2 separate regions of the Homo sapiens genome follow, and region 2 is linked to region 1. A link is a contact called in ENCODE Hi-C or POLR2A ChIA-PET data. All regions are on one chromosome and are shown on one strand. Each heading gives the region's core, a stretch centred on a gene start or an enhancer-like site at or near the end of the contact. The rest is flanking DNA. Distances are from core to core; before and after follow the strand shown.

What was found. Hi-C counts contacts between places; a loop is a spot of excess contacts on that map. ChIA-PET counts read pairs that join two places held with the same protein, here RNA polymerase II (POLR2A). Pooled maps may share reads with other maps.
Region 2: a map of GM12878 shows a loop between it and region 1 (2.7-fold over the local background). The contact joins two enhancer-like sites. A Hi-C loop is called at or near these places in 1 of 168 maps with a recorded cell type or tissue (GM12878), 1 of 37 single-sample maps with no recorded cell type and 6 of 50 pooled maps. POLR2A ChIA-PET finds 5 or more read pairs at or near these places in 3 of 52 experiments (GM12878, activated CD4-positive, alpha-beta T cell and activated T-cell).

The regions. Positions count from the first base shown.
Region 1 is chrX:119,492,841-119,496,760 of GRCh38, forward strand. No RefSeq gene overlaps it. Among named protein-coding and RNA genes, the nearest start is that of SLC25A5-AS1, 26 kb to the left of the region's middle. Within about 2 kb of position 1,856, at least 5 of the 41 ENCODE cell types and tissues checked have a DNase peak (open chromatin) inside an H3K27ac peak, as active enhancers do.
Region 2 is chrX:119,773,483-119,777,402 of GRCh38, forward strand. No RefSeq gene overlaps it. Among named protein-coding and RNA genes, the nearest start is that of SNORA69, 12 kb to the right of the region's middle. Within about 2 kb of position 2,194, at least 2 of the 41 ENCODE cell types and tissues checked have a DNase peak (open chromatin) inside an H3K27ac peak, as active enhancers do.

The DNA.
Region 1 (3,920 bases), core at 606-3,105:
GGTTATATATTGCTCTTGTGATGTGTTTGGAAAAAGACAAGAAAACATACTTTTTTTTTTTTCTTCTAGCCAGGACCTCTGGCTAGAGGTAGAGGGACTTCTTAGACGTCACTATCATGGCTGAAGCCTCAATTCTGTCCTAAGCCAGGAAACCAAATTGGTAAATTTGGTCTTTTTTTTTTTTTGACAGGGTCTCACTCCTGTCTCCCAGGCTGGAGTGCAGTGGCACAATCTCAACTCACTGCAGCCTCGATAGCCCAGGCTCAAGTGATCCTCCCACCTCAGCCCCTCAAGTAGCTGGAATTACAGGCATGAGCTACCACGGCCGGCTAATTTTTGTATTTTTAGTAGAGACAGGGTTTCTCCATGTTGGCCAGGCTGGTCTCGAACTCCTGACCTCAGGCGATCTGCCGGCCTGGGCCTCCAAAGTGCTGGGATTACAGGCGTGAGCCATCATGCCTGGGCTAGTAAATTCAGTCTTTATATCATGGTTCCTCCATTGTTGTCAATAACTCTAGCACTGTGAACATGCTTTTGTGAGCTGATGCTGCTATTTACTTCTCTATTTACACATTTACGTATTTGTGTCTCCCTGATACCACATTTATCTTTTGAATGGGTAATATATTGGTAATATATCCTCGGATACCAAATTGACAAGGTATAAAGGGTTTACAGTAACAAGTTAGTTTCCCTCCCACCCCTGTTCCCTCGCCACCCACAGGTAATCTCCATGACCACATTCTGGTGTTACCTTCCAGAGATAAGCTATGCCTATCCAGGCATCTATTATTTTAGGTGGTAGCATTCTTACTCATATTTGTATCCCAGTGCGTAGAGGAGTGCCAAACAAAAGTATGCTGTCAAAAAAAGCTTGTTGGTTGCATGTTTGTTGCTCCAGATTTGTTGCCCTCATCCCAGCCATGGGTGCCTGAACTCTCTAGTTGAAATTTTCATGAGCTTATCAAAATTTTACCTGGGGCCAAGCGCGGTGGCTCATGCCTCTAATCCCAGCACTTTGGGAGGCCGAGGCAGGCGGATCACGAGGTCAGGAGTTCGAGACTAGCCTGGCCAACATGGTGAAACCTCGTCTCTACTAAAATTACAAAAAAAATTAGCTGGGCGTTGTGGCGGGTGCCTGTAATCCCAGCTACTTGAGAGGCTGAGGCAAGGAGAATCGCTTGAAGCTGGGAGGCAGAGGTTACAGTGAGCTGAGATTGCGCCATTGCACTCCAGCCCAGGCAAGAGTGTGAGACTCCGTCTCAAAAAAAAAAAAAAAATTTTTTTTTTTTTTTTTTTACCTGTTTGGACTTGCAGCTCTGGCTTTATTTTCTCCAGACTGAAATTTACAAAGAAGCTACTGGGGCCTTGCCTAATATAAACAAGTTATTCTCCTTCACAATAGAACTCTAAAGAGCACCCTGATGCATGAATTTTCTTCCCTGCTCTGTTCAGTGTAAAACAGAAGCTTAGCCCCAGCTCCTCTTTGTTAGGTGACTGTTCCCTGAGGCAAGGGTTAAAGAGACTTTGATGCTGCTCATCTTAGGGGAGTCTCTAAGCATACTCATCTCAGAATTCTGGCTCAGGAAATAAAATGCAGGAGTTTCCACTGCAGTATTCCTCAGTCCTTGACAGAGCTGGGTTTTCCAGAAGCATCCAGACAGCAGTGCCACCTTCATATTCTCTCATATTCTCTCTCTCTCTCTCTCTCTCACACACACACACACACACACATTTTTTTTCTCCCTGATGTGGCTAGGGGACAGGCTGGACTCCTGCACTTGATCCATATAAAAGAACCTAAGGAAGAAAGAAAAAGGGAGGAGTAAGAGGGCCACTCCCTGTCCTGTTCTATGATCACGAGGCTTGTAAACTCAAGGAGGCAGCAGGGCAGAGTGCCGAAGCAAACAGAGGCTGCCTGGGCTGGAATCCTGACTCTGCCATTTATCGCCTGTGTGACTTTGAAACCACCTTTGCAAAATTATAACTGAGGAAGTTATGATAGTGAAAGAAAACAGACCTAACCGATTCCATCTTGCTTCTAACCTTTAAGCTGTCCTTGTTCATTCCTGGGCATAGGCCGAACTCTCCATTGCAATTCCCCTGTCTTGATAAATCGTCTCTATCTAGGCAGTGAGCAAGGTGAACCCACTGGGTGGTTACAACTTTGGACAAGTTATTTAACCTCTGTCTGCTTCCATTTCTTCCACCGTAAAATGGGGATAACTGTACCTACTTTAAAAGACTTGTTATGAGGATTCAGTGAGTTAACAGATTGCAATGCATTTAGAACGGTGCCTGGGCATGTGGTAAGTGCAATATACATGCTATTTATTTATTTATTGTTTTTATTTTATTTTATTTTTGAGACGGAGTCTCACTCTGTGGCCCAGGGTGGAGTGCAATGGCGCGATCTCGGCTCACTGCAACCTCTACCTCCTGGGTTCAAGCAATTCTCCTGCCTCACCCCCCAAGTAGCTGGGACTACAGGTGCCCACCACCATGCCCAGCTAATTTTTGCATTTTTAGTAGGCACAGGGTTTCACCATGTTGGCCAAGCTGACCTCAAACTCCTGACCTCAGGTGATCTACCTGTCTTGGCCCCCTAAATTGCTGGGATTACAGGCGTGAGCCACTGCACCCCGCCTATACATGCTTTTTAAACAAAAAGAAAAACGTCCATGTCAGTGGTTCCCGTGTTCGATGCATGTCCCTCTATTCCCTGGCTGTAAGTTTCAAGGTTTTCACTTACCGATCTTGGGCCCTTTGGTGCATTTTTTTTCCTATTGGGAAAAAGCTAAATGTTGTGTTGTATGGTGCATTTCTTACACAGAAAGGAAAAACTAAAAAATAGCCTGTATCTAGGCTAAAATTCCTGTATAGAGGCAAGATTGTGTCATCTAAAGTTCTTACTACATTGACTTTTTCCTGATGCTGTTCTTGGGGCCCCCACTCTGCCTCTAGAGGGCTGGTAAGAGTCCACAGGAGAGCTTCCCAAGCCAGTGCCTTTTAGGAAGAGTTGCTGTGGCTACTGAGCTGATCAAAGGTCTCAGCCTCCACAAAGAAGCATGTGCTGCTGTGGCAATGGGCCTGAGGGTACGGGGGCCCCAGGGTTGCAGGGCAAGACAACAATCCGGAATCCAGCTGTTGTCTCGGCCATCATCTGAGGTCATCCTGCCAGATTGGCAGGCTGTGCCCTAGACCACAGAGGTAGCCCCTGCTCTTCAAAGGGCTGGATTGTCAGCCCAGCCCCTCCTAGGCCTTCTCTTCAGGCTTCTTCTTTCTACATTATCCCAACACAAACAGCTTGACTTCCAAGTGACATTGCACCAGAAAGACTTCCAAAGTCAGCTCACCTATCCTAGGGATCTAGCCCGGCCAGGGGCTCCTATGAGGGATTCCATAGGAGGAGTCAGAGACTGTCATCTAGGAAGGCTTCAGAGCTTCAGGATAGGTCCTGGGCAACCCTTGATCGCCCTCAGAGACTCACTCAGGTTTTGGCGTCCCTCGGTTACAGAAACCCTCATGACCCTAATCACATTGCAACTGCATTTCCTTCCTGTGCCTCGGGCTCAGTCAGGGTTGGGCCCAGGTGTGCCAGAACAGCAGGCGTTCAAAAAGCACATCGCTTGCTTCTCAGATCTTGCTCACAAACAGTTTTGTGCAGTTCTATGGAAAGGAAAAAAAAAAAGTGTACCCTTAACAACCAATATACACATACAGACTCATTCAGTGAACATTTGTTGAGTGTCTGTTATGAACAAGGTCCTGTACCAAGTACCAAGGGGAGGGGAAGAGGATGCAAAGTTGACTTAAGCATAGTCCTTTCCCTTAAGGACTTTGTCCTCTGCCAGAGAAGCCAGTCACACATATATAAATGGAATTAGTTTATTAGTTTAATAAAGTGGAATTAAAACAAG
Region 2 (3,920 bases), core at 944-3,443, 280 kb after region 1:
GCCACCTGGGAGGCTGAGATGGGAGGATCACCTGAGCCTGGGAAGTCGAGGCTGCAGTGAGCCATGATCGCGCCACTGCACTACAGCCTGGGTGACAGAGTGAGACTCTGTCTCAAAAAAAAAAAAAAAAGCATCAACGTTAGCATGTGGACTGCTGCTGAGAACCCACTGATTCGGGATGGAGAGGAGTAGGCTAGGATTAGAGGGACTGGTAAGAGGCTATGGTCTGTAGAGTCAGATGGACAGATAAGAGAGATTTCATGGAATCAACAAGACTTGTGATTGACTGAATGTAGGGGAGGAGGAAGACAGAGGTGGCAAGGGTGATGCTCAGGTTTCTGACTTGAGCAACAGGGTGGATGGTGGTGTCATTTACTGAGAGGAAGGGCCATGAGAAGAATAGGTTTTTTTGGTGGGTAGGGGAAGGGGATCAAAACTTGTTTTGGATACATTAAGTTTGAGATTGGCTATATGACATCGAGGTGAAGAGATCCAATAGACAGTTGGATACGTGGATAAGCAAATCAAGAGAGAACTGGAGGTAGCTGTGGGGTTACTGGAGGGTTTTTTTCTTTTCTTTTTTTTTTTTTGAGACAGAGTCTCGCACTGTCACCCAGGCTGGAGTGCAGTGGCGTGATCTCGGCTCACTGCAACCTCCCCCTCCCGGGTTCAAGCGATTCTCCTGCCTCAGCCTCCCGAGTAGCTGGGATTACAGGCGCCTACCACCATGCCCAGCTAATTTTTGTATTTTTAGTAGAGACGGGGTTTCACCATGTTGGCCAGGCTGGTCTCAAACTCCTGACCTCGTGATTTGCCTGCCTCGGCCTCCCAAAGTGCTGGGATTATAGGCATGAGTCACCGTGCCCGGCCAGGAGAGGGGTTTTATTTTGGCTTGGGAGGCACAGCTTGTTTGTGTAATGACACAAAGGACTCAAAAGAAAAGGAGAAGTAGGAAGACAGAGGAGTCAACACGAATAGTCAATGGATCAAAGCTCCCAAGAGGTGGGAAGGGATAAGGCAGAGCATAGGACTAGGAATTTGTCTCACAGAGGAGGAGACTCTGGAGTCAGACAGTCTGATTAGAGCTTAGTTCTACCACCTTCTAGCTGTGAGACCCTGGGTAAGTCACTCACTCTCCCTGAGTCTTACTTTCCTTGACTATAATACAATGGAATTGGCCAGGACTGGTGGCTCATGCCTGTAATCCCAGCACTTTGGGAAGCCAAGGCGGGTGGATCACAAGGTCAGGAGTTCAAGACCAGCCTGGCCAAGATGGTGAAACCCCGTCTCTACTAAAAATACAAAAATTAGCCAGGCATGGTGGCAGGTGCCTGTAATCCCAGCTACTCGGGAGGCTGAGGCAGAGAATTGCTTGAACCCAGGAGGCAGAGGTTACAGTGAGCCGAGATCGCACCACTGCACTCCAGCCTGGGTGACAGAGTGAGACTCCGTCTCAAGGGGGAAAAAAAAGGAATTATGAGTACCTGCCTCATAAATTTGGGCTGATCATTAAAGGAGATAATGCATGTAATATGCTTACCATTGTGTCTTGCACATAGGAACATTGCATAAATGGTAGCTGTTATTATTATAACAGGAGTGCAGGAGGAAAAAGAGGGCGCACATACAGGTGAGTTCACAGGTTTGGTTGCAGGAAGTTAAACACATTCTGTTTTTTCTTTTCTTTTTCTTTCTTTCCTTTCCTTTTTTTTTTCTTTTTTTTTTTTTGAGACAGAGTATTGCTCTGTCACCCAGGCTGCAGTGCAGTGGCAGGATCTTAGCTCACTGCAACCTCCGCTTCCTAGGTTCAAGTGATTCTCTTGCCTCAGCCTCCTGAATAGCTGGGATTACGGGCATGTGCCACCAAGCCCAGCTAATTTTTGTGTTTTTAGTAGAGACGGGGTTTCACCATATTGGCCAGGCTGGTCTTGAACTCCTGACCTCAGGTGATCTGCCTGCCTCAGCCTCCCAAAGTGCTGGGATTACTGGCATGATCCACCACGCCCAGCCTACTAACCTCGATGATTTCTTAAACCCAAACCTGATAGGCCACTGTCTACTTTTGAACTCTTTAATGTTTCTCTTGGCCTCAGGATAGAATTGAAGCTCTCACTTAAGACTTAGAGGCTCCTCGTGATCTGGCGTCTGCTTACCTCTCCAGCCTCATTCCTATTCACTACTTCCTGTTCGCATCCTCTTTCTTCACCCACGAATACATCCCCTTTCTACACTCCTGCCATGCAGTAACTTTCAGTTCCCGATCTCCCAGCTTTCTCTTGACTGGGCCTTTTCACAGTCTGTTTCCTCTGCATAGGACATGAACGTTCCACCCGGCAGCCTCAGCCGCAAAACCTAGCTCCTCGTGGGCCTCCAGGGCTCAGTTTGCTCTTCCTCAGTCCCTCCCGTGTTCGGTACAGGTTCCCAAGACCCTAGTGCCTTCCTTGCCGCAGCACTCTGCACTAGGAGCTGTGTCGGCACTGTCATCTGCCTCCATGTAGGCTGGGAGTCCAAGAAGATGTGGGCCTGTGGTTGTGGTTCACTGCTGCAGCTCAGCACCCAGCACAGATACAACACTATGTATCTGCCTCATAGTCTGAAACGGGTGTTTGAGAATGAACAAGTGGGAGTTGGAGGCAGCTGACCTTGAATTTAGATCCACAGGCTTTCTGATTTAACTAATAGTTGTGTTTTTTGTATTCATTTGCCTTCAGTTCCCATGCCCTTCTTCCTTTGGAGAGCCCCGTGGAAACAATTTTTCTTTTTTCTTTCATTTTTTGAAACAGAGTTTCACTTTGTCACCAGGCTGGAGTGCGGTGGCGCGATCTCAGCTTACTGCAACCTCTATTTCCTGGGTTGAAGCGATTCTCCTGCCTCAGCCTCCCAAGTAGCTGGGATTACAGGTGCCTGCCACCATGCCTGGCTAAGTTTTATAATTTTAGCAGAGATGGGGTTTCACCATGTTGACCAGGCTGGTCTCCAACTCCTGACCTCAAGCGATCCACCCGCCTCAGTCTCCCAAAGTGCTGGGATTACAGGCCTGAGCCACCATGCCCGGCCTGGAAACAGTTTTTCTAATGAACACCATGTTAGATGTACATTAGACAGTTACAAATGTGGCATTATAGGTTCATGATTTTAGAGGTTAGCGATCAAGTCCAATTTCCTCATTTCAAATGGAAGAAAACAGGTCCCCAAAGCTGTGGTGGCTTGTTAGTGGCAGGCTAGTTGTAGCTGTAAAACTGGGACTAAGCCTCAGATTTCTTGATACCAGTGCTCTTTCTCCTTTCCCATACCATGCTGTGATGGATTAAAGATGACCATAAGTCCTTTGATACTCTTCCCATTGAGAGGTGGCCTCTATCACACTTTCCCTTGAATCTGGATGGGTTCTGGAACTGCTTAGACCAAAAAAATACAGGAAAAGGGATAACCCAGTCTGGGTGGGACCAGCTACGTAATTTGTGGAGCCCAAACTGAAAATGTGAGACCCCTTTTAAGAAATTAAGAATTTCAAGAAAGACTGGGCGTGGTGGCTCACGCTTGTAATCCCAGCACTTTGGGAGGCCGAGGCCGGTGGATCACTTGAGGTCAGGAGTTTGAGACCAGTCTGGCCAACATGTTGAAACCCTGTCTCTACTAAAAGTACACAAAATTAGCCGGACATGGTGGTATGCATCTGTAATCCCGGCTACTCGGGAGGCTGAGGCAGGAGAATCGCTTGAACCCAGGAGGTGGAGGTTGCAGTGAGCCGAGATCACGCCATAGCTCTCCAGCCTGGGCAACACAACAAGGCTCCATCTCAGAAAAAAAAAAAAAAGGGATTTCAAGATAGCAAAATCAGAGCATCAAGCTAAGCACAGAGCCCTGTGCAACTGCACGACCACCCCCAGGAAGCTGGTCCCGGTGCCAGTTTTAGGGCC